Regions from separate parts of the Homo sapiens genome. Here regions 2 and 3 are each linked to region 1. The links are chromatin loops, found by intact Hi-C in ENCODE. Cell type or tissue: Caco-2. All regions are shown on one strand. Each heading gives the region's core, and the rest is flanking DNA. Links, peaks and the distances in the headings are about the cores only. Region 1 overlaps NIPBL (NIPBL cohesin loading factor). Region 2 has its middle 20 kb from the start of SLC1A3-AS1. Region 3 overlaps NIPBL (NIPBL cohesin loading factor).

Region 1 (9,979 bases), core at 3,838-8,837:
AGAGTAAAAATGCAAATAAGATATGGCCCCTGTCTTCAAAGAGCCTTCAGTCTAATGGGGGAAATATGTAAATAAATAATTGCAGTATGCTGATAAAAGTACAATGATAACAGTAAATCCAGGGTGCTATGGGAACACATTGGATTGGCATCAAAATCAGAGTGGGGGCTCAGGGAATGCTTACTGGAAGAGGTGACACTTGAGTTGAGTCTTGAAGGACACGTAGGAGATAGCCAGATGAAGAAATATTTAAAACCATACTATCACTAAATTATGAATGGATTAGCCACATTGCAGATTATCTGTGTGGTTTGGACCTGGCTTCTCCTTTTTGCCCAGCTGTGTCCTGGAATTCCTCCCTTGTTTCACTGTTTTCCAGAGCTGGCTTCTTCACTACACAGCTACCTCTCTACAACACTGTGATCACCTGTCTTTGCACTAGACTTGCTATACCTCGCCTGTCTTCCTACTGGTCCACTGAAAAAGTTCTTCTCTTTTATCCCTATCTTCCTTCTTCTGGAGCAAGAGAATTGAGCCTAGCCAAGAGGGGTCAGCAACCTTGTTTGACTTAAACGGCATTCAGTGGAAACAGACTATGGGAGATCTTCACTTGTGTGCCAACTGACTTAGTCATAATGACCAAAAGAAGTGGGAAGACCACCAGTGTTCTACTTTTTCCACCTAGTGTCCATAGATTGAGGTGTGACAAGCAAGGGCAGGAAGGACAGATGCATGCTGCCATTTTTAAATGTATATTGCTGATGGAAGCCCTTCACCTCCTCCAAAGTTTTTAATGTTAATTTACTGATTTTTTTTTAATTGTGAGCTCTTGAGCTATGAGCAGTAGACTATGAATACTGAACAAATCTGAAAAAAGTTTTAAAATTGAAATAAAATATACAGCAAACTTAACATTTAATCATGTATAATTGTTATAATTGTATTATGAAATGTATTGACACACAGTATATTAAAATGGCTAAAGTTAATTTTTTTTATTACAATCAGATATTTTGGTCATATGGGGACGTGGTTAGCTCTGGAAGATGAGAAGATAAAAGAAACATGGGGCCCAGGAACTCATTCCCTTTAATATACATGCCTTACCACTCTGCCTCTTTCCCTCTAATAAACATATCACCCATATCTAGAACAGCCGAGAAGGAGGAGTCCCTGAATTCCAGTTTGATTTCAAATGACATTTCAAATCCAGTTGACTGAAAGTGACTGCCTCCATTACTAAATTGCAAAGATTTCTGAAGCTGTCTCACAGTTAAGTGGAAAGGATAACATAATCAAAAATTTCCACCAAGTGTAAAATAGTGGAGAGTAGAGCCACACATCCCTCATGTTTGTCACCAATGCAGCCACCATTCTTTTCCCCTTGCTTTCTATCATGAAAGCTATTGTCTCATCTTATGGAGGCACATAGCTTCGTTATAAAGCCATGGACCCTGTTATATCTATGCCCAACTATATCGAAAGGTAATATTTATTTTAAAGAACCTAAGCTTCACACACTGCTAGAAGAAAGGAAAGTTTCTCTGGATTTTTAAAGAGATGTCAGGAGTAGCTTCCTGTTTTTCTTCACTTATTTCTATACAAGTAACTATAGAAAAGTGGACACTGGAGGCACCGATTTGAATGGTGAAAGAAGTCCAAATGATTGTTCACATAAACAACCAAATGGTCACACCACAACAGAAACAGTGTATTGAAAATATAGCACAATACAAAATGTGAAACTATTATGAGAACGTTAAGTTGCAAGCATTATGCTGCTGAGAGAGAGAAAAAAAAATTTTTGAAACTTAGCAGTTTAATCAAATTGGTTTCTCAAAATCTAAAACCAAGGAAATAGTTTTGTTGAAGGTTAGGGGAAAATGTTGAAGGATAATTTTGAAAGTTGGGGTACACAGATTTGGATGGCCATAGCACAAATATAAGGTCACTGGGTGCCTGGGGAAAATGGAGAGAGGGGTGATGTAAGAAGCTCAAGAGATACATAGGTGAAATTTGGAAAGAGAAGATAGAGAACACCCAAGTCATGTTTTACGTACCTCTCTTTTGAGTCCTTTCCCCTCCCCTGCTTATTCCAGGGTAATGAGAGAAATGGAGAAAGAATAAGCTAACCACAATGAGTTGGTATCCTAATAACCTCATTATAACACAATGTGTTATGGAAGTTGTTTTTTTTTTAATTTGTCACCCCATTTTTATCTAAATTGTCTAAAATTTGATGAATGTGAAATAAAGATTTACAAGATCTGTGGATAGTTACCACCAATACAGCATATTCTATGTAATTACAAACCACTATAAGATTCTTCAAGCATTTTCTACTCATAGGATTGAATGCTTGAAACAGATTTGTTATGAAATTAATTAAAATGTACAAAGACTAAAGCAGGTCATATTCAAGGTTGTAAAATACTAATTTCTGGCGCAGTAGCTCATGCCTGTAATACCAACACTTTGGGAGGCCGAGGTGGGAGGATTGTTTGAGCCCAGGAGTTTGAGACCAGCCTGAGCAACATAGCAAGACCCCTTCTCTGCCCACATAAGAAAATAGTGCTTTCTGAAGAAGTTTGCTTATTAGTTGTCATCCCTTGTAATGTAGGCATTTCAGTACTTGTGAAAAAAACATCTAAGGAATTATATATAGAAATGACCTGTTTCTCTGTCACACATACACACACCCTACTTATATTAGTGTATGAAACAAGTTGTCACTAAAGGAATGTACTAGAGCATACTGTAATCATAAAAGAGGAACAGTCCTATCACTCTTCACATACGTCATAACCAAATTCATACCTAATTATGAAGAAAATCTCAGATATTTATATCCATTTACATTTGTGCTTTACATGAACCTTTTTGCTATCCAAGCCTGTGACTGTAAAGAAGAGGAAACAAAATGACCTTTTCCTGCCATGTTGTCCATAGATTAGCTAGAAGAGTCCAGAACCAGAAACCAACCTAGATTCTTGAACAGGAGTAGTTAGGGTAGCATTTAAGAATAAGATTAGACAGAGTATAGACATTTATTACCCACACATGAAGACACTGGCACAAGCATAGAGTGCCTGGGCCAGAGGTTGGCATCCTTACATCTAAGCCAAGTAGGGGACTTAAGCAAAACATTTGTCTTAAGTATTTGTGTATTTATCATAGTTAGGGATTCAGAAAAGAGCAGTTGCTAGTCAAATAACAGACTAGAAAGTTTATCATTGTCAGCAACAAGTGATCACAACAACAACCAGTATATGATTTCAAGGTAGGACACATCACTTCTCTGCCCTGGTTTTAACTTGGTGGTACCTACTGCATCCTAGAACAGACATGGTAAATATTTGTCACTTATAGTGCCCCCCAGCTCTTACTGCAGACATTTCTAATCAGTCTTTCTTGCTGAACTATGATGCTTTCTCAGGGCTTGGGGTTATTTTCAGCATAATGTTCTAGGCAGCTATTGCCAGTTGATGAGAGTTGATGTGTTAGATGAAATCTGTTTGCCAGGTCTGCCTAAAGGCTCCTGTCAGTACGGGTGATTTTAGCAGAATGCTAAAATGATGGGGAAAAGATTGAAGGTAACATACATAATCATGCTTATGAAGCGTGCATAAGCTTAGAAACTTTTCTTGGGTTTAAGCAAGACTTTTGTTGAAGAACTGAATTCATTATGTGAGTATTTACAACTGTACAGGTTTTTTCTGTCTCAGTAGGCTTGTCATGTTAGGTCACCAGGGCTTATGGAATTTATCGCTGAGTTGTGGGTTTAACTTAGCTATTAATTGATGATGTACATGGTTACCCATATTCTGTAACACTTTCTCAAAAGTTGACTTTTCCTCCAAACCCTGCTCCCCATCAGTAATCTAAGTGCTTTAAGGTGGTTCTGTTTTTCATCTAATTCCTAAATATAGTTTGTTTTACAGCCTCAATTAATCTTGAAGTTTAGGTATAACCCTTACTGACTTACTGAATAACTGTCCTTGAAGTGAACACTGTAGTTTAATTTCAAGAACCTTCCTCTCTGTATTTATTAGCAGTAAACACTGAGTTCATGTAAAGATCTTTAAATCTGGGTAGATTGTGCTAAAATTAGTGATACTTTTTCTATATCATAACTTAAACTTCTGGATAGACAAAATCACTGAATTTCCTAGACCCTATGGAATGAAGATTTTTTTCCCCATGTGATTCATTTGTAAAGTACAAGTTTTAATCATCTTTTTAAATGAGGTAAATTATTTGTCATGGGGATTTGCTTCTAGCCTCTAGGAAACGACATAAAAAAGATGATGATAAAGCTTGGGAATATGAAGAGCGTGACAGAAGAAGCTCTGGGGATCATAGGAGAAGTGGCCACTCTCATGAAGGAAGAAGGAGTTCAGGTGGTGGTCGTTATCGAAACCGAAGTCCGTCAGATTCTGACATGGAAGATTATTCTCCTCCTCCCAGCCTTAGTGAGGGTAATTCATCAGTGTCAACGGATTTCTTACATAAACCAATTTAAATTTAGGGCTTTAACTTTGAAGAATATTTTATATCTTTTTATGAGTTAATAACTAATTTTCAATTAAGACAAAAATACTTAGTTTCTATGTGCAGTGATTATCGTTTAAGTCTTTAACGTTCAGGAAAAAAACTAGAAACAAAAATGGAATTATTTTAAGTTGTCAGTCCTGCATTTCAGTACTTCTTTTTGTTCGTTTTAGTTGCTAGGAAAATGAAGAAAAAAGAAAAACAGAAGAAAAGGAAAGCATATGAACCAAAACTAACACCTGAAGGTAACACGTTAGTTTATTTAATTTGTCTTTATTCATATTCTTCAGCTTCACATGTCTACTTGTAATGTGAGAATAATGAATATATTTTTCTCTCTTGCAGAAATGATGGACTCTTCAACTTTTAAGAGATTCACAGCCTCAATAGAGAATATTTTGGATAATTTGGAAGATATGGATTTTACTGCGTTTGGTAAAATCAACTTAAAATACATTTACACATACTCTAAGTGTCTTAACTGTATCCTCTAGAGTAACTCAGTTACTCTAGTGATGTGTCCTACCTTGAAATCATATACTGGTTGTTGTTGTGATCACTTGTTGCTGACAATGATAAACTTTCTAGTCTGTTATTTGACTAGCAACTGCTCTTTTCTGAATCCCTAACTATGATAAATACACAAATACTTAAGGCTTAACTCAGTTACTCTAGAGGATACAGAGGCATACTCTGTGCTATCAAGAAACTTGAAATCTAGTTGTAAAGTCAAATCTAGTCTGTTACCAAGAAATTAAAAACTTTAGTACAAAACTCAAGTATATATTAATCAAGTCTGGATAGTATCTAAAGAATCATGAGTAAGTGAGAGTAATTTAAAAAGTCTTTATGCAGGTGAGGAGGCTTGAAAAGGCCCTGTATAATGAAGGTACTGATAGGAGCATATATGCAGAAATAAGCATCTATTCTTCTGTTCATTTATTCTAATGACCAATATTTATTGAATACTTACTGTATGCCAGTAGTATGTTAAGTGCTGGAGATGTAAAAATAACTAAAACCCAAACACCTGGCTTTAGGGAATACAGATTCTAATATGGAAAACAAAATAGTAAACCAGTTAGAATACAGTAGGATTAATGTTATATTCATGTATTACTTTTACAATGACATAAAGATTACATCTATAAATATTAAAATGTTTATAAAAACACTGCTTGCAATGTATAGAGCTATTCTTAACAATCTTATGCCACCTTCAGCTGGTAAAGTAAGTATTTGTTTTGTGAGAATTACTTGCCTGAGTATCATTGTGTTTGCTGATTATTTAGAATGTCAGTTTCATCTTTTTTAAAACTTTACAGTTCTGTGCTGAGAAATTGTCTTCTGTATCATTTAGGGTCCAAAAGTACAAAGGGCACTCTCAAAATAGGATAATATGAGGAGGAGTTATTTACAAAGAGACCAGTTAAAAAGATGGAGGCAAAATAATACCAGAACCCAGGGTTAACAGCCTTAAACCAAAAGAGTGAGGATACAGAAAAGTCACCAGAACTCATTCTGCAGGAAAAAAAGTTGTAGAGTAGGCTGCCTTGAAAGAAGCAATACCTTTTGGTCAGGGGACAGAGCCAGCCTGAGGAGACCTTGTAAGCAAAGAGTAAGAGATATAAATACTTTGACCTTACACTCCTCTTTGATCTTCTAACAGGGCACCCTACTGGCCAAACCCAAACAAAAGCCAGAGGGCATGGGAGACTCTTGATGTAGTCCATTCAGGTCAGCCTCCTGAGGCAGAGAATGTGGTTGAGAAAGAGTCAAGAGTATATCTAAAGTAGTAAAGATAAGATATCTATCTCATCTTCCCATTTCAGTCATAAATCTGACTTCAATTTCTGTCCTTTTTCATTCAGGGTTTACTTGAGGTTTATATATAGAGGCGTCTTAGGTTATTTGTTTAGTTTGCATGTCTAAAAATTTTATTAGAAAGTTAAGCTTGACATTTTGAACTATTTTATTTACCTAAACTTTGTTTGTGTTTGTTTGGCTTGATTTTGCAGGTGATGATGATGAAATTCCTCAGGAACTGCTCTTAGGAAAACATCAGCTTAATGAACTTGGCAGTGAATCTGCTAAAATAAAAGCAATGGGTATAATGGATAAGGTATCTCACCAAAGTAAAATTTATAAATTTACTTCATAGAAACATTTGAAATTAATTTAAGGTTTTCAGGGTAAATTATAAAATTTATGTAAAGTAAATAGTAAAAAGAAAACTCATTGTTGACTTCTGAGAGTCTAAATGAGTTTTTTTGTTTTTTTACAAAAGAAAAAAGTATTCTGCAGATTATTCTAAAGAGAATCATATTACTGCATTGAAAGAGGCATGGACTTTAATTTTTTCCAGAGTTTTTTTTTTTCATTTTCTCAAATATTTAGATTATTTAAATGCAGAAATATATTAAATTTTTCTTTGACATTTGCTTTAGTCATTTAGGGTCGTTGAGTAGAAGTTCTAAGTGGGAAAGTTTTCTTACTCTTTAAGAGGGTGACAATGCTATTTCCTCCATAGCTCAAAGGGAATAATTGTACAGATTGTTTCTTGAATAATATATAACTTTTACCAACGATTGATAAAGAATTTATATTGCTATTTTAGCTTTCAACTGACAAAACTGTGAAAGTCTTAAATATCTTGGAGAAGAATATTCAGGATGGGTCAAAGCTTTCCACTTTGTTAAATCATGTAAGTTTAAGATCCATACTGTTAATTTTACCCTTAATGTTATTAAGATCTATAGTAGTCCCCCACTTCTCTATTGTTTCATTTTCCATTTTCTCAGTTACCTACAGTCAACTGTGATCTGAAAGTAGGTGAATAATTTTTATTACAGTCTATTGTTCTGTTTTTTATTGTCATTAATCTCTTCCCATGCCTAATTTATAAATTAAGTTTTATCTTAGGTATGTATGTATAGGAAAAAACATAGTGTATATCGGGTTTGATAGTATCCATGGCATGCACTCGAGGTCTTGGAATCTATCATCTGTCCATTAGGGAGGGACTAATGTGAATTTTTTCACAAATGACTCTCATGTGGGGGAAATTTCACATTTCGTTAATTTGAGCATGTTACCATGAATTACTAGTTACATTCATTAGCATTGCTAGTAGAACTTCACTTTTAGTAATTCAGAATTAATGTTACACATTGTCAATTCACAGCTTTGCCATAAAGTAAGAATAATAAAGACATGAAAATGTTTGTCAATTTAAGGGGCAGTTCTTTAGTTTATGCTCTTCCTTATGTAAGTATATGAATGTTTAAATTTTGTTTTTGAGTTATGAGATGATAGTAGGTAGTAATTCTTTTTGTTGAGCTTCCCTGAAGAAATAACATAGTTAGAAACCTTATGATTTCCTAATATATACTAATTAATATACATTACTCCTTATATACCGTTTTTATACCTACCTCAAAGGGTTGTTCAAAGGATTAAAGAATTAATTCATGTAAAGCACTTAGTGTCTGGCACACTTTAACTTCTCAGTAAATGTTAACTCCAGCTGTTACTATATTTTAATATGCTTATATCAAAAGCAGTAGCAACATGCTTGCAATGGTTTATTAATTGAGTGAAGCAAATTTCCTGGGATTTGCCTTCCTAGCATTGTAGTGGACTATGAATTATATGTGCATTCAAATTGATCTTGATATCTCTGACATTAATGAATGCAAACACTAATGCTTATAGGCATTTAGTAAGTTCTGAGTTGATAAATTTTCTTTCTCTCCCTTTTTTTTTTTTCTCCCCTGATAGAGCCAGGGTCTTGCTCTGTCCCCTGGGCTGGAGTGCAGTGCTACAGTCATAGCTCATTGTAGTCTGGAACTACTGGGCTCAGGTGATCCTCCCACCTCAGCCTCCCAAGCTGCTGGAACTACAGGCATGCACCACAATGCCTGGCCAATTATTTAAAATGTTTTGTAGAGCCAAGCGCTCACTCTGTTGCTCAGACTGATCTCAAACTGCTGGCAACAAACAATCCTCCTGCCTTGTCCTCCCAAAGCTCTGGGACCACAGATGTGAGGCACTACACCTGGCCAAATTTTCTTTATTTTTAAAAGCCTGATTATAAAAGTAACATATTTATTGTAGAAAATTTCCAAAACACAGAAAGCACCAAAAAAGCTATATTCTAATCCAGCAATGACCATTTTGAACACTTTTGATATATATACTTCTCATGTATACGTATGTAGTATATATATTTAATATACAAGCACTAGATTTTATTTTATCTTATGAGGGAAATGCTCTTGGTGTTTACAAAAGCCACAGGATTGCTAGGGGATCTACATGGAATAAAACAAGCTTGTCCAACCTGTGGCCCACTGGCCCGTGTGGCCCAGGACAGATTTGAATGCAGCCCAACACAAATTCGTAAACTTTCTTGAAACATGAGGATTTTTTGCAATTTCTTTTTACGCTCATCAGCTATCGTAATTGTTAGTGTATTTTATATGTAGTCCAAGACAATTCTTCTTCCACTGTGGCCCAGGGAAGCCAAAAGATTGGACACTTCTGGAATAAAATATGTAGAAAAATAATCTCAGGTGGTTGTTTTCTGGATTATTAAATATATTTATATTTTTAAGTGCCCTCTCTTTACTTTTTGCATCACAGAAACAAAGGCTTAGAGAAACCTAAAGTAACAATCTACTCCATTGTTAGTCTACAAGTTACTTAAATACTTCGCCAAGAAATTGTGATAATCATCATCAGAAATCTAGAGTTCTGGAGAGCTGGCTGACTCAGTCTTAAGGAAATTACTTTCATCCCTAAAAACCGTAACAGTATTTAATATGTTGTGGATAGCCTTAACGTTTGGCATGAATCATGAGCCTCCTTAACTGACTCTTCCAAACAAACAGCAATGTTCGCATCAAAGACAAGCTACTTTATCTTTCCTTTGTGAGGTTTTAGGCATTACTGAACAGAAAGCCCTGTCTGCTTTACATATTATATATCGTGTTTTTGTTCGTTTTCCTAGGGTATAAGCTTTGAATTGGAAGTAGTCCTGTAATATAGTTTATATTTCATAACTAAAGATGTGATAGAAGGATTTTTACTTTAACAGTGAGATTACTCCTAATTTGCAATGTCAAGTTGCTGATGTGTAAATTAAAATAAAGTCTTCTGTCAGTTCTTAAATTATCCATTTAAAAAAAGTCTTCATTAGTCTGCATATTACTACTTTTTAATCTCAGTTTCAGAAACTGTGTTGTCGAAAAGCAGGTGTTAGGAATGATTGTCAATTTTAGTACTAAGTAAGATTTTACCCTTTGTCATTAATTTTTGCTTTGTTATCACAGCAGCAAGCAGAATTTATAAAGTCTTTAAACTATCATAATGTTTATACCCAAAACACAAAATTAATTTATATGCAGTTAAAGTCATAAGCTAAATC
Region 2 (10,726 bases), core at 2,061-7,060, 260 kb before region 1:
TCCTTTGGGAGTTCCCAGTCTATTGGAAGGAACAGGCACGTAAAAAAATAATCTGCATAGTAAATGGACTGACAATGGAACGCTGGGTAGTACCGCAGGCTCCCAGAGGAGGGAGCTAGAGAACAACCTAGTCAGATCCTAAAATGGCCCCTACCAGTAGGCTCTAACAAGACTTTTTGCCACATCTTCCACCCCCTTGCTCTCATTCTGTCTCCTGTGAAGATGGAGAACAGTTCATCAGCATCTTCCTGATAATAACTGCCTCAATCCATCATAAAGGCCAGCCCTAAGGAACACAGAAGTCACCAAGTTCACGGACCCTGTCTGAATATCTCACTGTCACAGAAGTCTATAAAAGATAAGACTTGGAATCTGACCGGTTGAGCTAATGGGGGATTTCCAAGCACTAGCTATTCCACCCTTTCATAGATAAGCTCTTTGTGGGTGGTGGTGAGAACACATCATTCTATTTGTTTCTTGTGAGGGCTACTTTGAGCACTGACTTGGTCTTCATGGCACTTTATTTTATGTCCTGAAAAACAGGACCCAACTGAAATTCAGAATCATTACTAAATGCAAAGAGAGAGAGAGAAGCATGAATTATAAGTGCAATAAAATCTCATTTTTTTTTCTGTGTTGCTAATGAGGAGGAACACATTTCTTTCTGTTCTGAGCATGCTTTCAGAGGGAGGCACATGGAGGAATCCACTGCCAGAGACAGTCTTAAGAACAGGTGGCAGAACAGTCCTCGAACAGCTGTGAGCCGGGTGCTCAGAAAGGCATCTTTGACCACCTCCCTGTCGCACAAGCCCTGCTCTGGACACCAGAGTCCCTACCACAGGGAGCCTCCTGAGATACAGAGCACTGTTACTGGGGGAGGATAAACTTATGCTTCCGTCCACAGTATCACATTTCTGATGACGACTAACTACCACCCAGAACAGATCCAGATAATGAGGGGCTGGGAGACAGACCTGGTAAAATGTAAGCAATGGAATAAGCTGGCAGCAGGGAGTGCCCTCAGCTCAAACGGGGTGGTGATCCAAGGGCACAGGTCCCTGGAGAAGTGTGTTAGCTCGCTAGGGCTGCCTAACAAATACCATAGACTGGGCGGTGTAAACAACAGAAACTTACTCTCTCACAATTCTAGAGGCTAGAAGCCTGAGATGGGGTTGGTCTCTTCTGAGGCCCCTCTCCTTGGCTTGCAGGTGGCCAGGTTCTCCCTGTGTCTTCATATGGCCTTTCCTCTGTGTGTGTCTTCGTCCTAATTTCTTCTTCTTATAAGGACACCAGTGATATTGGATTAGGGCTTAATTATTTAACCTTAATTATTAACACCTCTTTAAAGGCCCCATCTCCAAATACAGTCATATTCTGAGATACTGAGAGATAGAATTTCAACTTGGGACACAAGTCAGCCCATAAGAAGGAGTGGGACAGGAAACATGGGATGAAAAAGGAGGGACGCTGCTGGAAAGCCACCAGTGCAGGCACTCACACGAGTTTGACCATATGGAAGGCTTCAGGGCAGAGATGAAGGGTCACAGCTGCCACCTCTCCACTGATGACTTTCAAACCTAATTATTCAACTATGACCGCTCCCTTGTATTCCAGTTCCACGTTTCCAATGGGCTACTGGACACGCGCCACCGGTATGTCCTGCCAACATTTTAAACAAATACAGGAAAATGCAAATAGAACTCATTTCTGATTTCTATTATTGTCATCACTAACCTTCCAGGAATTTTTCATTCCTTCCCTCTCCCTGCAAATCTAAAATATCACCAAGGCCCTTTGCTCTTGCTTTCTTGTGTCTCTTGATCCATCTCCTTTCCCCAGGCTGATGGTTACTACATCTCCTCTGGTCATTATTATCCAGACCACTGAAAATATCTCCTAACAGGCCTCATGCCTCCAGGCTCTTTCACCACCAATTCATCTACATCTACTACTCCTGGAGTAATCTTTCTAAACACTGCTATTAAAACTACCTCTGCTCTAAAACCTTCCATGTCTCCCCATTATTACTGGAAAAACTTTTAACAATACAACCTAGTATTCTAGGCCTCTATCAGTCTGGTCCCTTCTAGTCTGACAGCCTACTCTTCCCCTAAACATTCTGGGGAAAAGTGGAAACGAATGAACAAAACCCCTACACAAACCTTCCATTCCACAAAAGAATAAGTCAATCTTCTTATTTACGGCCTCCTTGTAATATGCCACGTAGATGCTCATGTGCCCAACATTTTCTCCTCTGCCTTTCTAAATTCAACCTGTCTTCTAGTTCCCATCCCATCAATAGTGCCTCCTCCATTCCTGACCTTTCTTGATTGTTAAAAATATCTTTTCCTACTTCTCTCAACAGCACTTACCCATTTAGCACTTCAGTGTGATATTTTTCTTATATTTTTTTCATATCTATTTCTGTGTGTCATCTTACCCCGCAACTACGTGTGTGAGTACGCCTTCCTCCCCAGGCTCCTCAAGGGCAGACACAATGCAAAACCCGTGATACTTAATAATAACCAAAACACTCATTGAATATTGATCACATGCCAGGCACTGTGTTAAGTGTTTTCCAGCATTATTTCATTTAATGCAAACAACAATTCAATAAGGTAGGTACTATTATTATCTCCATTATACAGATGAGGAGATTGTAGGTTGGAAAGGCTAAATAACTCTCCTAAAATGACATAACTAGTAAATGACAGAGCTAGGATTCACACACAGGTCTGCATGACCCAGAAGCCCCTTCTAATAGTACCTTTCACAGAGTAAGTGCCTTTCAGAGAATAAGTGCTGAGCATATGTTTGTGAATTAAGGCTATCCCTGTTACCAGAGCATTTGGGGTGTGTGGCAGGCAGAACAATGGCCCCCAAAGATGTCCACATCCTGATTCTCAGAGCCTGTGAATCTATTACATTACATTGCAAAGGGGGATTTAGGTTGCAGATGGAATTAAGTTTGCTAATCAGAGGACCTTAAAATAGGGAGGTTATACTGCAGTCTCTGGGAGGGCCCAACATAATCATAAGGGTCCTTAAAAGAAGATGAGGGAAGCATAAGAGAGACTCAGGAGTGATGCAATGCCTGCCTCTGCCTTGCTGACTTCAAAGATGGAGGAAGGGCCCATAAGCCGAAGAATCTGGAAGCCTCTGGAAGCTGGAGAAGAAAGGAAATGGATTTGCCCCTGGATCCTGCAGAAAGGGGCACAGTCCTGCAGCCTGACACATTCATTACCACCCAGCGAGACATATTTTTGTCAGATTTCTACCATACTGAAGTGTAAGATGATAAATTTGGTTGTTTTAAGCCACCAGATTTGTGGTCATCTGTTACAGCAGCAATAGGAAGCTAATTCCATGTGCAAAAATTCACAGCTAGCCCTGGATTATCCTGATGAATGGGCATTGCCCTGGTGAAAAATCAGTAGGCAGCTCTCTGTAGAACCCAAAAACCTGCCTTCCACCTCCATGGCAATTCTTCATAGGCAGAAACTGTACCACTCTCACCTGTTTCCTGGGCTGATCCTTTTCTACCCTGTCCCTGTGCTATTCTGAAAATAGCTTTACCAAGAAGGACATGAAACTGTGAGCAAAAGTCACACATTCATGACAAAATTCTCCCAGGAAGATTATCATTCCAATCAAAACATGTATGGTATCCTTTTAAAATATCATTACCCAGAGCTTTCATTCTGAAGCACTTCCCATATATTATTTTAGGTGTCTGTGCCAGCCCATAAGTGTGCATAAATGGCAGTTTCTAGTGCACACCGTGGTTTTTAGATTGCAGTTTTTGAGTTGATTCCAAGAATTTTACTCTTAAGAAGCCCAAATAGCACTGCAGACAAATGTATTTTTTGAAATAGTAGAAAAACTAACAGTTCAGAATTTTTGGACTAAGTAGCTGATAGAGAACAGGTTGGTAACAGGAGACTGGTGTAGACTCATAGACTCATACCCTTCTTGCTGAGCCATCCTCACCCTGTGGCTTGGCCTAATTGATTTTCTAGGATCTTTAACCACGTCTAGGCTGCGGATACACCTTGCATGGTGGCATGACTACATTGATGGAGTTAGAGCTGAGATCCACATTCCTATTTCTCATTTCCTGTCCAGCTGCCTTTGATGGATTTTCCTTAATCACCTGGACCCTCACAGCTCTGCCACTTTCCTTGCTAGTTCGGATTAGTTTGATGTTTATGTGTCTGTAATAATGGAAACAATAAAAACCACCAACCTCCCTGCTATTCTTCAGGTGCTTTACATACACATTATCATTTAACGTGCAGTTTAGTGCTGTGCTTACAGCATGGACTTTGGAACTAGACCACTTTGTTTCCAATCCTGGCCCTACCACTCATCAGCTTGTGTGACCGTGGGCACATTCATTAACATCTCTAGGACTCAGCCCTTCCATCTCCCTCTCCCACAAGCCCTGCTCTGGACACCAGACTCCCCACCACAGGGAGCCTCCTGAGATACAGATCACTGTTACTAGGGGAGGACAACCTTATGCTTCCGTCCACAGTATCACATTTCTGATGACGACTAACTATCACCCAGAACAGATCCAGTGAAATGGCAATTTAAAAAGTACTTCTTTATAAAGTTGCTGCGAGGATCATATGTTTAGAAGGGTCCCGGTAACGTAGCCAATGCCACATAGGTGTATGACCTCTTCCCTATCTTTTGAGGTAGGTGTGAGACTACGGTGCTCAGAAAAGTGGAACGACTTTGGGCAACTTGGGAACAACTTGCCCAAAGTCACACACTTGATCAGAGGCAGAGGTAGGATATGGAACCGGATCAAGTCCAACCGTGGACTTTCCACCCTGCTGCGCCGTCTCAAGTTTGTCCCTGATTGGTTCTGAATCCCTGGCGCCCATTCTCATCCCGCCCATCCGAAGATAAAACAATCTTCCTCCCGCGCCCCGCTGCTTCCCGGGAGCTCCCAGGAACTCTAGAGAAAACAGGAAAACTGAAAAGTGCGCTCTGCCTGCTGTGCCAGGCATGTCCCTCAGGGGGAGCCAACAAGGCTTTATTTCGTCCCGGCAGCTGGCCCCTGGGCACGGCCCCCAGCCCGGCGTCCCAGTTCCAGCCGCGCTGCAGGGGCGCGAGGGTGCCCGGCTCGCAGGTGTCCGCGCGCACCGCAGGGCTGCCCGAGTGCGGCTGGCGGAATCCCTCCCCAGCTGGGGAGGAAGGCAGTTGTTTTCTTCCTGGTGGAACGTTCCACTTGAAACTGTTCCACAAGGGCTGTTCTCGCCTCCGACTCCGGGAGGAACTGTAATTAACACAGCAACAAACGCCCACGACGCTAACTGGCAAAGGGAGTGTAACACGAGCCGCTGCTACAACCGAACTGGGCCAATTGCTTTCCCTTCTTGCCTCCCATTTGGTCTGTTTTGGTTCCGCAGTCATCCAACTGTAGCGTTTCTTAAAACATGTCAGTGGCTGGTGTTTGTGTTTTGGGTTGAACAGTTTCACACACGTCGCTGGAGCCCGTGCTCGACCAGCTGCTGTGCTGGGGATTTGCTTTCTGCGGCTTTGGGAGTGTCAGGTAGCAAAACGAAGAGAGTAGTCGACTAGAACGGTGGCGGGGAGGAGGAGGAGGGATTGTCTGCAGTGGAGTCGGGAGCCTCCTCCGGACCAGGACAGGTAAAACCGGTCTGCCAGGTCTCAGGGGGAGCGGGTGGAGACGTCCCACCTCACCTGGCTGCGCTCCGACTCAGGCTCAGCCGGCAGGTTCTGGGGCAATGGGGGAAGGGAGAGGGGCCGGGCCCTTGTGGGTCCCGCACGCACACAGTACTCAGGGGCCAGCCAGGTGCCATCCCAGGTGGCCCAGCTTGGGGTGGGCAGCCAGGGTTGGGGCAGGGGTGCGTCCTGAGTTCTTTACCTTTGAAAGGTCTGATTTCCAATGCTGCCCTTACACATACCCTTGCTCCTGCCGAGTTTAGTCCGTGGCTTCACTGGGGAACTTGTTACATGGAGATTCACGGGCCCTGCCGGAGACCCAGTGAGGCAGAATCTGCCCTTTAACAAGATCCTCAGGTGATCTGCAGACACGTTAAAGTTTAGGAAGCACTGACTGCCTTATGACATATTATACTTTCTTCTAACGTCTTTCTATCAATTTCCCATCGTGTCAACACACTACCTTAGAAAATTGCAGAACAGGCAGTGGCTTTTAGAGAACTGTAACTGCTCTCAGCTAAATGTCTGCCCCGTTTGATGCTTAGTAGTAGCTCTCTGCTAATTACTGCTAAGGGGTAGAGTGGGGAGAGGCACAGCCAGCAGGACTATACAGTCCAACCCAGGAAAGCTCAGAGACTAGATGGGGAACCCAAATCCAAACAAGAAGAATGATGTAACTCTACAAGGTAAGAATATACAAGGCAGAAATGACTATCATAGAAGCAACGTAAACAGTATGTGCTGCATGTTTAGTAAATTCACTGTATTAAGTATCTACTACCAATTTTTTATGTATTCTCTCTCTATACAGATTCATACATATACATATATGTCTATAAGTATATAGAGACAGAATATATATTCTGACACAGTAGGGATCAATATTTATTGAATCAATAGCTACAGCCCATTACAACGCATTCTCCTGGAAAGAATTTTGTGTTTTAGACCAAACCAGCATATATCTGTTCCAAAATTAAAATGTATTACCAATAACCAAGAGTCCATTTCACATGTCTTTTAAAACATTACGTATGTATTCATCATAGGTACATGGCTCCCATTTGAACATGATGGTTCTAGAAGCCCAGAGAGGCCCAGCAGAGCTACTTAAAGAATCCTGTGAAGTCTTCCCAGTCAGAATAACCCAACATACCTCCTACATGTCCATTAAGTCCTCCCAGGGCACAATGCCCTCATAGATCACAGACTGTAACTTTTTCAAAGCTGTTTCTTTCTCATGAGTTATTGATCTGCAAGCTAAACATTTTCAAACTGAGCTTTCACTCAATGGCCTGGAGTCACTTCAATTTATTCTGTCAAGTACTCAAGGTTCCTTACCTAGGCACTTAATCATGTGAGTTGTACATAGTGAGTACCAGTGAAAAGCAAGGTGGAGCATCCCTCATCTCACCCTATCAGAAGGATGATTACAATTTTTAAAATTCATTTGTTCCATCTAAAGGGGCTAAGGTTAACAAAACATTGCAGGCATTTTTTTCTGTTCTTTGTCTCTGTTATGTCCCAAATGCCTAAGACAGATCATGGAGAACAGCAGGTGCTCAATGAATATTTTGAGTTGAGCCAAATTGAATTGGTGCTTGAGGACATAACCAAGAAGAGATTATCACTCTGTCACACTATGACATTACTACCTGTACATGCTATTTCCAACAATATTTAACACACAATTTGAAGTGTTCCCTCATGCTTTATCCTTGCTGGAGACAATCAGGTCTGGTAAGACAATGGAAGGCAAACAAGGATTCTAGAGGGAAAGGGTTGCAGGAGGGAGTGGGGAAGGACATGCGTTTAACAATGTTTAGTGAATGAGAACTGTCACTTTTGAATGTGAACAGTAAAAAAGCAGAACAAAAGGTTGAGAACCCAATCTAGAATATAATTGCTATTTTTAAAATAAAAGTTTCACCATCAGAGTGAACAGGCAACCTACAGAATGGGAGAAAATTTTTGCAACCTACTCATCTGACAAAGGGCTAATACCCAGAACCTACAATGAACTCAAACAAATTTATAAGAAAAAAACAAACAACCCCATCAAAAAGTGGGTGAAGGATATGAACAGACACTTCTCAAAAGAAGACATTTATGCAGCCAAAAAACACATGAAAAAATGCTCATCATCACTGGCCATCAGAGAAATGCAAATCAAAACCACAATGAGATACCATCTCACACCAGTTAGAATGGTGATCATTAAAAAGTCAGGAAACAACAGGTGCTGGAGAGGATGTGGAGAAATAGGAACACTTTTGCACTGTTGGTGGGATTGTAAACTAGTTCAACCATTGTGGAAGTCAGTGTGGTGATTCCTCAGGGATCTAGAACTAGAAATACCATTTGACCCAGCCATCCCATTACTGGCTATATACCCAAAGGATTATAAATCATGCTGCTATAAAGACACATGCACACGTATGTTTATTGCAGCACTATTCACAATAGCAAAGACTTGGAACCAACCCAAATGTCCAACAATGATAGACTGGATTAAGAAAATGTAGCACATATACACCATGGAATACTATGCAGCCATAAAAAATGATGAGTTCATGTACTTTGTAGGGACATGGATGAAACTGGAAACCATCATTCTCAGCAAACTATCACAAGGACAAAAAACCAAACACCGCATGTTCTCACTCATAGGTAGGAATTGAACAATAAGAACACATGGACACAGGAAGGGGAACATCACACACCGGGGACTGTTGTGGGGTGCGGGGAGTGGGGAGGAGATATACCTAATGCTAAATGACGAGTCGATGGGTGCAGCACACCAACATGGCACGTGTATACATATGTAACAAGTCTGCACATTGTGCACATGTACCCTAAAACTTAAAGTATAATAATAATAAAATTAAAAAAATAAATAAAATAAAATGAAAGTTTCTAAAAGGCAAGAACTTCTAGTTCAATAACGCTTCCCCGTCCACTATAATAACCACAGCTAATATTTATTGAGTACTCACTACATGCCAGGCACAATCCTACTGACTAGTCTTTACACTAACCCTTAGAGGGAGGTGCTGTCACTACCCCCATGATACAGATGAGGAACAAATGACAGAAGTTCGGTCATTTTCCCATGATCACGCAGAGCTAATGGGCTCAAGTACAGGGCCAGGATTTAGAGACCTGGGTTACAAGCCCATGCTTGTAACCAGTGGGCTGAGAGTAAGAAACACCAAGTGAATTTGAAAGAGAAAACAACCTGACAGAAGACCCTGCCGTCCTGTCTTTTGTCCTTCTGTAGCACATGCTCTCAGTCCACTGGCACAGGCCCTCAGCTTACCCTCGAAATCACTGAGCTTCAGTGGTTCCTTCTACGCTCACTGATGGCCCCCCTATGTGAAGACCCTCTGCTTGTCTCCACAGGAGAGTTAGGCCAGAAATGCCAGGGAGCAAATGCCCCAGACCCAAAGCCAGTGAAAAATGGGAGTCAGTAAATCGTCGACTTTTCTCTCCCCTTGTGACACTGTAATAGGATAATTCTGACTTGCATTATACAGTCTTTCAGCGGGCTCCCAGAGGGACTGGGTCCCAATTGTCCTCTGTGCTATTGCTCTCCCCCATACACCCTTTACTGGTTCTCCTCCCCTCCTTGCCTCATTTACCCACTATGTTTCCTGGAATCACTTTTCAAACTCCTTGTCTCAGGATCTACTTTTGAGGAAACCAACTCAAAACACTTAAATAACATGATATTGAGTAGGACTTTTCCCATTGCAATGGATTTAGCAATTAGGACCCCAAACTAAGGATGTTAAGCACCCGACATACTAAAGACAGCTGAATACAACTAGAGGCAAGACATCTGCTTGGTGTCTTAAGAGAAGGATGAAAGAGTTCTGCAAACACATTATCTCTACCCCATTTCTCTCCTTTCCCCCAATCCATATAAGCAGACAACTAGGAAAGGATAATTTAAAGAAATGGTTGAGATCCTCCAATGAGGAGTTCTGTGGCTTTTCCTTCCTCTCCCCATGGGAGCTTCTGGTACCCAAGACAAGTGAAATTGCACAAAAAGTGGACATTTGAGTCACAGAATATACAGAGGCTTCTACAGAGCCCACCAAGAAACATACATGCACCCTTCCTCCTGGACCAAGAGAACCAGCCTCTGGGCACTGGCCACATAGAAGCCTTCAACTTCCAACAGAGCATCAGTCATGTGCCCAGCCGAACAAAGTGATGTCTGCCCCTATTTCCCCCTCACTAGCAACAGAAGAGCTTGAAGTGAAGGGGGAGAAGATAATGGGAACAGAGAATGTGAGAGTAGACCTGCCACTCCTGCAACTTCATGTCCTTTGGGTTAAAATGAGTAGAAGAGGTGAGTGTTAAATTGGATGAGACGTTCAAACTTTGTAGAGGACTAGATTGTTTTATTTTGTTTTGCTTTTTTAACTTAGAGTGATCGAAAACCTATGAAATCTTGAGATATAGTTAAGAAAAGGAAAAGGAATATTCTACCCAGCACAACAAGGGCAGCAATTGGAGAAAAACTATCTTTAATATTTACACCCCAACCAAATTAGGCTTTTCAGATTTGCAAGTTATACTTGTTTTGTAAGGAGAATTCAGCAGAGCCTGTCTGGATATACTATCTAACAAATACTATGGAGTAAAGATGAACTGTCAAATGTGAATGAAAAATCGTTAGGAAGCATTTGAAAGCTTCCTTTATCCCCACCATTAGATTAAAACAAATCTTCTAGGAGAGGTGAACAGCAAATAAGCAAACTGGGACTGGGTGCAGTAGCTCATGCCTATAATCCTAGCACTTTGGGAGGCTAAGGCAAGAGGATTGCTTGAGGCCAGGAATTCAAGACTAGCCTGGGCAACATAATGAGACATTGTCTCTACAAAAAATTAAAAAATAAGCTGGGTATGGTGGCAACGCCTATAGTTCCAGCTACTCAGGAGGCTGAGGCAGAGGATCACTTGAGCCCAGGAAGTGGATGCTGCAGTAAGCCGTGATGTCACCACTGCACTCTAGCCT
Region 3 (10,726 bases), core at 2,927-7,926, 57 kb before region 1:
ACGAGGACCTTCTTGCTGTGTCATCCCATCATGGAAAGTGGAGGAGCAAGAGAGCACAAGACATTAGTGGGGAGAAATAGAAGGGGACAGAACTCTTCTTTTTATCAGGAACCCACTCCTGAGACAACAACATTAATCCATTTATGAGGGCAGAGTCCTTGTGAACTAATCACCTCTTAAAGGTCCCATCTCTCAACACTGTTGTATTGGGGATTAAGTTTCCAACAAATGAACTTTGGGGGACACGGTCAAACCATAGCACGAATAAAGCAGCTATGAACATTCATTTGCAGGTTTTTGCATGAACACAGTTTTCATTTCATAAATACCCAAGAATGTACAATTGCCCTTTTACTTAGCATTTAGATTTTTCCTTTAAAGTTTATTCTGAGGCAATTGTTTTCATACTCTGTTTGTGAGAAACTATTGTTCTTTCCAAGGCCTTAAAGCTATGACTAATTCTGTAAACACAGTTATTGTAATTTCAGGTTAATATTTTTAAGGAGTATATACAGCCTTGTGTGAAAAGAGAGAAATGGATTCAAAACTAAGCAATTTTTAAGTGTGCCATGTTTATTAACTAAGATATGTATGTAAATAACCAGTAGATTATTTTTTGAAGTAGCATGAGTCAAAATAAATCAAATTGAGAGCCCCTTCAGCTTGTCTGTCAGGTCAGGAATGAACTAATTTGTACGTACCTTTTCTCCCTCATCTTGTGTCAGTCCTTCACTATGTACCAGTTACATAATCTTCTTTCCTTAGCTAGGCTCTGTCCTTCTTCAGGGACTTGAGCATGTTAATCATTATGGATCCTCATTTCTTCTTCCGCCTTTGCCTGTTTAACTCTTACTTATGAGATTTCCTTAATGAGACATTTCCTCCCTCCCCAAACGTAAGTTTAGTTACCTTCTTTTTTTCTCTTGCAGCACTTTGTTTTGTTTTGTTTTTCATATAAAAAACAGCTAGGACTCTGGAATGTTAAGAGTGGGGATTCTGGAATCAGACTTGGGCAAGTTACTTAATCTTTATGTGCCTCTGTAATTATTGTCTTAAAATGAACATAAAAGTAGTACCTAATTCATAAGATAAGGATTAAATGAATTAAAATATATAAATCCCTTAGATAACAATGCTAGGCATATGTTAAGCACTATGTTAGTATCATCAAATGTTGTTGTTACTGTTATGGAATTTATCACAAATATGTAATTATATGTTTCGTAGTGATTATTCATCACCCCTACTGGACTCTAAGGTCTGTGAGGATATGTCTATTTGGTTTACCACTGTATCCTCAACAACTGCTGGTTGTCCCTATTGTAGGTGTTAGGTATTAAGTGCATGATAGTGAATACATAAAGGTTTACTTTTTTAAAAAAATTCAGGAAACCAGATAATCAAAAAGAAAGAAATTAATCACTTAATAAGTTTCATCTCCCAGGGATAAGAAAACATAGGTAAAGAGAGATTAAACTACTCCTTCAAGTTCAGGCAATTCAGTATTCTAATTGAAAGTGTTGTGTTTCCTTTTTAAGTCTAGTTTTGCTTTTGTGTTTATATGTCATAATTAATTGTGTTAAAACATAATTTTAGAAACCGATCTTTCTATATCCCTCTTTTCTATACCCCCCAATTTTACTTCACTTTCTTAAACAACAATAAAAGTCTCCTGTAACATAAGAAAGCTTTTCTTCCTAATTATCTTCTTTAGGTACTTTAAAAAAAATCAATCAGCTATCACATGTTATGGACAAGGGGAATCACTATTGAGTTAATATCCTAAGACGTTCAAAACCCAGAACCAAAAAAAAAAAAAAAACCACCAAAAATGCTGTTTGGAGAGTTTCAGGTTTAATTAAAGAGTTTGTTCAGGTGTTTTTGCTGTTTGGAATCATTATCTGAGAAATTATGCTATAACACATGGTCATTTGATTCTGTTTCCATTAGCCTTCTACTCTGGGATATATGGCTACTACATTTTCTTTTTAATAATCTGTGTTTCACAGTAAGTTTACTTTTGTGGAACTCTATTATTAAATAAATCAGAAATCTCACTTAAAATTTAAAAAATTATTTTTCTAATGAAAAATTGATATTACAGAACTAAATTTTTAAAAGTTTATGTACAGAAAGGATATAGTATTTGATGTTATCAAAACTTACATGTTATGATTAGTTCATTGACCATGAGTATATTAATTTAGAAAAAAATACATCCCTAATTTACATCATCCTTAATTTGTATACTTGTCATGTAGTGCAGGGGTCCAGTGGAAATCATAGAAAGGTTGCTGTAGGTAATGAGTCACAAGTCACTTTTCTCCATTGATAGCTTCTTTTTCTGTAAATCGAACTATTTAAAATAATTTAAAAACTTAGATCCTTAGTAAAAAGCTGTTTTTTATTGGTCTAAGTTGACTTTTTAAAAATTTATTTTCCCTGGCCAGGTGCAGTGGCTCATGCCTATAATCCCAGCTCTTTGGGAGGCGGAGTGGGGCGGATCACCTCAGGTCAGGAGTTTGAGACCAGCCTGGCCAACATGGTAAAGCCCGTCTCTACTAAAAATACAAAAATTAGCCAGGTGGGGTGGTGAATGCCTGTAATCCGAGCTACTCAGGAGACTGAGGCACAAGAATGGCTTGAACCCAGGAGTCGGAGGTTGCAGTGAGCTAAGATCGTGCCACTGCATGCCAGCCTGGGTGACAGAGTGAGACTCTGTCTTTAAAAAAAAAAAAAAAAAAAAAAAAAGGCCAGGTGCGGTGGCTAACGCCTTGAAATCCAGCACTTTGGGAGGCCAAAGCAGGCAGATCACTTGAGGTCAGGAGTTCGAGACCAGTCTGGCCAAGATGGTGAAACCCCATCTCTACTAAAAATAAAAAAATTAGCTGGGGGGTGGTGGTGCACACCTGTAGCCCCAGCTACTTGGGGGGCTGAGGCACGAGAATCACATGAACCTTGGAGGCAGAGGCTGTAATGAGCCGAGATCGCACCACTGCACTTCAGCCTGGGTGACAGACTCTGTCTCAAAAAAAAAAAAAAAAATTATCCTCCCTAAAAAGCTATTCCAGTATCTTTTTTCACATTCATTAGTTATATTATTTAGTGGTTATATTTGGTTCTCTTGAACTGTTTTCTGAGTTTTTGAAACCAATTGCACAAATACAGCGCAAGGGAAACATGGTTTAGCAGTAGTAGGACTGAAAAAAAGTTTTAATTCTTGCTAACCTCACTGTGAGACTGTAGTATTTTGTACCTAACAAAAAATTTTCCGCAGTAATCTTTAGTTAAAAAAAAACCCTTCTATTACAGAAAACTATATAGTTGTTATATTGTAACTTCAAATTTTTGTTGTATTTTTTATTGTCATATTGTTTTTTCTCAAATATTTTCAGTCCACAATTTGTTGAATCCATGGATGTGGAACCTGTGAATACGGAAGGCCAACTGTACAAAAAAGATCCCAGAATTAATAAGTAAGGTTTAGTAAGCTTTCGGGATACAGAATTAATATACAATATTCTATTGTATTTCTGCATCCTAACAATTAACAATTGGAAATCAAAAATTTGTCAATTATAATAACATCAAAAATGTGAACTACTTAGGAATGAATCTGAAAAAGTATGTGAAAGCACCGTAGACCAAAAACTAGTAAACATTGCTGAGTGAAATTAAAGAATATCTAAATTAGTGGAGACATATAAATTGTTTGTAGATCATAATGCTCAATATGGTTATCAGTTCTCAAATTGTTACATAGATTGAATGCTATATCTATCATATTCCAAGCAGCTTTGTAGAAACTGACAAGATGATTCTAAAATCCATATGTAACTATAAAAAAAAAACCCTAGCATCAGAACAGTTTGGGAAGAGGGAATAAATTTGTACTAAAGCAGAGATATTGATTAGATAATTGGATATGAGTCTAGTATATGGGAGAAAAGTCAGATTTAGAGATACAAATTTGGGAGCCAGAAGCACAGAAGCACTATTTTAAAATCATGCCACTGAATGAGTTCAACAGTAGAGTACGGAGAGGAAGATAAAAAGAACCAGAAGAGGATCCTGGAGTGGCCAGTTTAGTCAGCAGAAAAACTAGGAGAATGTGTTGTTCTGGAAGACAAAGAATTATTCAAGGAGGAGAGAATGATCAACTTTGTTGATTTCTAGGTCAAATCATATGAGGTGAGAGGCTTGCCCACTGAATCTAGCAATTTTAATGTAATTGCTAACTGTGGCAAGATATTTGGTGGAATGGAGAATAAAAACACATATGGTTGTGGGTTCCAAGAGAAAGTAGGAGAAGAATTAGGGATGAATATAAACAACTGAGGGAATTTTGCTGTGAAAGGGAACAGAAAAATTAAGCCATTGTTGGAGAGAGATCATAGGGGTCAAGATAAATGGTGGGGTTTTTTTGTGTTTTGTTTTTATTGGAAGTAGGGACAATTATTTGCATATATATGTTTTATGCTGATTGGAATTATTCAATATGTGGAAAAATTGATGATGCAGGAGAGAGGAGAATTGCTGAAACGGTATTTTTGAATGAGTTAGAGCAGGATAGAGATCAGTATGCAGATGACACATAAGTGATCCATGATTTTTTGCATCTCTTCCACGTATACCTTTTCTTGATTGCTCTTTCATGTGCTTTATTAATGATCTTACCTATTGGGAGAGTTTCCTAAAGTATCTGAAGCATATTCCATGTTTTCGTACTAGATTGTCTTGAAGAACTGAAGATCAAAAATCAAAGTAGCCAGAGTTTCTTGAAAAGATTCTTAAGGCAGCCAGATTCCAAATGGCTAACAGAACCAAAATGGCAAAGACTATTACATACTTTTATAATTTAATATTAATATAGAAGTCTTGTTCACAAATTTTTCTTATATTTCACATGTACATCTCAAAAAGTTTCCATTTCAGTATTTAAACAAAAAACCACACACTTCAGGATCTTTTGCTTTCTAATATTGTTGAATAATCAATTCAGAAGAATCTGGCCAATCTTTGATGTGCTAGTAAAAAAAAAACCAAAGCTGAATTTTTAATTTTCTCACTTATTTACATAAGTTGAAAGTGTGCCCTCTTGTGGACTATTCAGTAATTTTCACATAAAAGCCTTTTCCTTGTATATTGCAGACTAAATTAATTGTATATCATCACATATGTTTTGGTCAAACGTTGAGATCTAGATCTTAATGTTAAGTTCTTTAAAACCTAAACCTCATTTGGAAATAAACAGTCATTGTTTGATTTTGCATTTCTAATACAATTGTGTATGAAACAGTCTTTTAACAGTTTCAACCTATATAAGGGACTTGGAGACAGGCTATTTCTTTTGCAATATAAAAGAAGATGAGAAATAAATTTTGTTTTGGTGTGTTGGGAGTGGACTAGGAATCCAAACAATTCATAGACGCGCTTGGAAATTTCCTCCGTAGCCTCTATGTAAAAATAAATTTTTAATAATCAAATTCCAGGACACAGGACTATTTTTTTCCTGAGGTAGTTTGTAGTTTTGTGTAGTTTGGTACAATTAAACTTTGCATAACTAACTACAGGCCTCTGCAAATCCATTTAACTGTATAACAAACTGGGACTATTTAAAGTTATGTGAAGTTTTATTAAAGTCAGTTCATAGATGTGTATAGTTTTGCTTATTGTTTTATTTCTCAGCAAACATACACATATTTTATAAACTGCTTTTGAGAAACCCTAAATCTCAACTTTATTTACTTAGTGGTAACTTTTCTTTCTCTGCATAATAGTACTCAGTAGTGTAAATATATCCTTCTAATACACGTTATAAATATGTGATATAGCTACACTATTGGGACACGCATATACATTATTGGTATCCAGCGGTGGCTGCAGAGAGCTCAGGGTTCCAGAAGCAAAGCAAGTGTCTGAAGAGAGTTTTAGAACTTTGCTTTATTTTGCATTTTAAAAATTTATTGGAAGTAATTTGAAACTTTAGAAAAGCAGAAATGTTTTAAAGAAAGTGAGAATTTTTACAGTGCAGCTTATTGGGAACTTTTTGTTTTTGAGGTAGGATTTGAGGAAGATCCTTTCAGAAGTATCTTAAATAGCATGTGAAAAATCTGTTCTTGAATAGCAGGCAGGGAAAAGGAATCTGAAGGTGGCTTGACTGAAGTGAAAGGATTCTGCTGGAGAGGTGCCACTCTCTAGGGACTCACTGACCTATTTAAAATAGTAAGTAGTACCACATAGATTTATTTATTTATTTACTTAACCTGTGTAGCTATTTAGCATTTATATCCCACCTATTTCCTAAAAGGATTTTAGGTGTTTTATAATGTTAAATGTAATATAAACCAGGACAATAAAAATATACTAGTTTAAACTTTTTAAAAAATTCTTTAATGTGAGAAGGCTGAGCAAAGGGCAAGGAGAACCTTTTCATTCTCCCCCCAGAAATCTTGCTCCTCTTTTACTAAAGCTTTCAATCATCTCTCCAAGTGGTGGCAGGGCAATTCTAAGGTCTGACCTTAGTTCTTAGCATAGTATGTTAACAGATTTACCCTTAGTTTTCTGGCCCACCAAGACTCCAGCAGACTTTCTGTTGCCCAACAGGCTGGGCTGCAGCCACACTATAACAAGGTCTGAATCTCAGCCTTGTGAGATGAGTATGCTTTTCCAAATTCTTATTTTCCTCAGATATTTTCCTCCCTTAAACATGTGGATGGTAGCTGTTTCCTGTATTTGCCATTCCTGTATTTTGTAGAATCCTTTTTATACCTTCTAGTTAACCATTTTTTTACTACTTAATAATTCTATATATTAAATTTTTCTTGCTCAAAAACAGTGTGTGTGTGTGTATATATATGCATGTGTCTGTGTGTGTGTATATGTATATATATACACACACATATATGTACTTAGTTTTAAGCCTTTCCCCCACCACCAAAAAAATTAACATTAGCAAAGGTGTTAATTAGCTAAATATTCCACATATATGAAATTTCAGTTTATTCAAAATAATGTTATAATCACACAAGGTGACAATATAGTTTAAAGAATACTGACCTAGAGATCAAACACTTATATTCTAGTCTTGGCTAGTGAATTACTAGCTCAGAGACCTTGAACAGACACTTATGTTCTTTGAAGAACTTTTACTGTTTGCTGTAGGTTTATCTTTTTTCCATAGCAGTGTAGATGTTTCTCAGTTTTATGTCCTTTAGGCAAACATAAGAATATAAGATTTGATTAGAAACACCTGAGTTCAAATCCTATTTCTGCTGCATGCTGCCTGTTTAGCTGTAGAGAGAGTATTTACGCCCTGAAACTTAATTTTTGCATCTGTGAAATAGTGATAATCTTTACAATCCTTTGATATTGGAATGATTAAGGAAAGGAATATATAAATATCTGACACATAAGAAGTGCCAAAAAAAATTTCCCCTACAGCATTACTTTATTTCTTGCCTATCTGATCTATTATAATGTAACTGTTATCAACCCTCAATAAGTGGCTTCCATAACTATAGCTATAGTTCAGACTACTTTTGTCAGATTGTGAATTTCCAACTTCCTGCTTTAGACATCTCCAACTAGATATTACACTGGCATTTTAATCTGAACAAGTCCAAAATCACACCATGGTTACATGTAAGTACTGCAGTATTCTAACAGAACTTTCTGCTTCCATCCTCTGTCTCTTTCTCCCCCACCCTATCTTCCTTATCACTATTAAATTAGTCTTAACTGAAAGCTTAAGGATGTGGAAAAAGATATCAACATTATGTAAGAAACTCCCTTGCAGGCTCCAATTGACTTTTCTGGCCATATGCTCTGTCTAAAGTGTTTATGAATATACCTTGCATATTATATTAGTCTTTAGCACCTAGCTCAGTATACTTCATAGAAGATGCTTAACATAGGTAATTATTTAAATATTCAGAGAAATCTATGTACATATAGCAGCAACAGGAGACTTACTAATTTTTTTATTTTATCATAGTTTATATTAGTATTTTCCTGAATCATAAAGTAATATTCTAATCATAATAAAAGTCCAAGGAGTACAGATAGAAATACCACCAAAATAAGAATTCCCCAGCATCTCAGCATATACCCGACCCCTAATCATTGTTAAAGGTTTAATAATGTTCTTTTTTTTCATGCCTAGACCATCATTTTTATGAAAATGTGTTTTAAGCAAAAGTATTTAGCTTGGTTGATGAGCTTATGATGTGCACACTGATATTTTCAGTTAGCAATATATCTTTAATATCTTTTCATGAATTTTAAGAATCTTTGCCATTCTTCTTTATTTTAGTGCCAATTTGCTGAGAGATTAAAATATAGAATCATCACTGTAAAGTTGGTTCAGGCTTTAATTCAATGATTCTTTCTCTTTTCTCCCTCTGAAATATGTACCCCCCTTTACCACATTCTTGTGGCCAAACTCAAATTTTAAAGGGCAGAGGATGTTCCATCTTGTTAACCATTGTACTTTGCTTGCCTAGCATACATAGTGTCTGACACAGTAACATAAGATAAATATTAATTGGATGCCTCATGAAGGACTAAATATTTTAGAAATAGTATGTTGTGTTGGGTGCCACTTATAACTCAGGAGGTACTTACAGGTTTGAATGAACTGTTATGTAACCTGATACAGCATTTTAAACTGTTAACTATTAAGCATAGTAAAAGGAAAATGCTTTAGTTATGTTGAAGACAAGATGAAGCAGATTTTTCTGGAAAACAACACAAAGTAGAGTTTAAAGCAATTTATTAAATTGCTAAGACAGATTGAATAGTTATTATGAGAAAAGTTACCAGAATCGTATCTTACATCCATCATGTATTTAGCTCATTTTTAGTGTATTCAAAGATGGAGAAAATAAGGGGTTTGTGCTTGGTAAGATTCATTTGCTAAAATGTCATTGTACAAATTTTGAAAAGAAAGGTTATGAACTTAACATAAAAAATACCATGGTGTTTACTTACTCATTGTAATCTTGTATCCAAAACTGTTTTTCCTCAAAGTGAATTTTGCTTTCTGCTCAATAGTTCAGATCAAGAAGAAAGTAAGAGTAATTGAAGTGCCATAGAAATGTGAATCACATACTAAATGTGGTTATAAAGTAAGGATCCTAACTCCATAAAGCCAGAGTCACCATACTTCACTGTCACATGGTGTAGTATACTGACTAACAGTCTTTTAAACTGGATGTTTCAATCAACCCGTAAAATAATATTTAAAAAAGAATGAGACATCTGTATAAATGAAAGATTTCTAAGATAATATACATGGCAAAAGTAAGATGCAGAAGAATATATAACAAATAACATTTGTTGCATTTAACGAACACTTAGTACATGCCCAGCACAGTTCTAAGAACTTTACACATATTATTTCATCCTCACAACAAAATTTAATAATAATTACCTACCTCATATATCAGAGATGAGGAAACTGAGGTGCAGAGATTAAATAAGTTGTCCAAGGTTATGTAGTAAGTGGGGGAGCTTGGATTCAAACACACAGCCTAATTAATATTTTTCTTCTTGGCTATATATTTTGAGTACATTGATTGTGTATGCATAGTAATCTCTCATGGATGTACCATCATTTGTTATACTAATAATATTGTTATACATTTTAGCTGTTAGTTTAAGTGTCCATGTGCCAGATAGCCTGATCTTGACTCCAGCTGTATGGCCTTAGGCAAATTATTTATCTTCTCTGTACATCACATTCTTCATCAAATAGAACTGTAATATTAGCACCTCAGGTTCATATGAGGATTAAATGAGGATTAAATTTATTACATAGTAAGTGCTGAGCAAACATGAGTTACCATTTCTATTTTTTAATCACTAAAAGTAAAAATATTGTGGGAATATCTACATGTGTATGTTAACATGTATATGATTATTTCTTTAGGATATATTTCTAAAAGTGAAATTGTTGAGAAAAAATGATGCATTTTTTTAAGGCTTTGGTTATAGGGTGCAAAGTGGCCCGCCAGAAAGTTTATCTACCATCAGATAATAAGAATGCCTTTTATTCCAAATCTGTCCCAATTTTAGTAGTATTATAATCCCTACTGATACTGTTTTATTTGCACTTCTTTTGTTTGCTTGAGGAAGTTGTAAATTTTGTTGTGAAATTAAATGAAGAAGTGGAGTCTTTAAAAATCTTGGCAAATGCTTAAAAGTTCCCTTCAGACTCATTAGAATGGACTAAATTGATAATTTACTATAATATCTTCCCCTAATTAAGCATTCTTTTAATTAAACCTCAAGCCATTCTTAAATTTAGTTTATAAATGATTTCTCAATGTATTTTGTTCGATTTAGTTCTTAGTATTACAACAGTTAAATTTTTTTCTGCTTTCTGTCGCCAGTATTTATTTCTCCTACCTTATGATTTAAATAATTGTAGGTGAGCAGGCCCAAGACTATGACTTTTAATACTGTGGTGAAATATATACTGGAATGCCAAATAATTATTTATAATAGATCTTTTAGAAGTAGGAATTATTTGTATTGAAAAGATGCCTTTCCCTCTATTTGTTTTGAAAAGACTCCTGTTCTTCATCTGTTCTCCCGAATCTGTTTAGTAATGCTGTTAACTTTCTGGATCACTTACTATGTGCCAGGTGGTATGTCAAATGATATATGTGCATTATTTTATTTTATTCTCATCACCACTTAGAGGTGGGCTACTTTCCTCACT

The links. Peaks named below come from ENCODE experiments on the same cell type or tissue, not always from the same donor. Only the 100,000 strongest peaks of a DNase experiment are listed, where the experiment ranks them.
Region 2: it touches region 1 in a loop (5-fold over the local background); 71 of 110 quality-filtered maps call a loop at or near these places.
Region 3: it touches region 1 in a loop (2.7-fold over the local background); 3 of 110 quality-filtered maps call a loop at or near these places.

The regions. Positions count from the first base shown.
Region 1 is chr5:36,996,093-37,006,071 of GRCh38, forward strand. It overlaps NIPBL (NIPBL cohesin loading factor), which reads left to right. Exons shown (of 47, transcript NM_133433.4): 12 at 4,281-4,478; 13 at 4,725-4,796; 14 at 4,897-4,986; 15 at 6,570-6,673; 16 at 7,169-7,255. Among named protein-coding and RNA genes, the nearest start is that of NIPBL, 120 kb to the left of the region's middle. In Caco-2, for the core only: no CTCF peak of the experiment used is centred there; a DNase peak (open chromatin) is centred at 6,249.
Region 2 is chr5:36,739,734-36,750,459 of GRCh38, forward strand. No RefSeq gene overlaps it. Among named protein-coding and RNA genes, the nearest start is that of SLC1A3-AS1, 20 kb to the left of the region's middle. RefSeq lists a silencer at 4,985-5,074. In Caco-2, for the core only: a CTCF peak has its summit at 5,046; DNase peaks (open chromatin) are centred at 4,978 and 5,668; H3K4me3 peaks cover 2,181 bases.
Region 3 is chr5:36,939,707-36,950,432 of GRCh38, forward strand. The region is part of intron 1 of NIPBL (NIPBL cohesin loading factor); the gene reads left to right. Among named protein-coding and RNA genes, the nearest start is that of NIPBL, 68 kb to the left of the region's middle. In Caco-2, for the core only: CTCF peaks have their summits at 5,090 (motif pointing left) and 5,292; no DNase peak of the experiment used is centred there.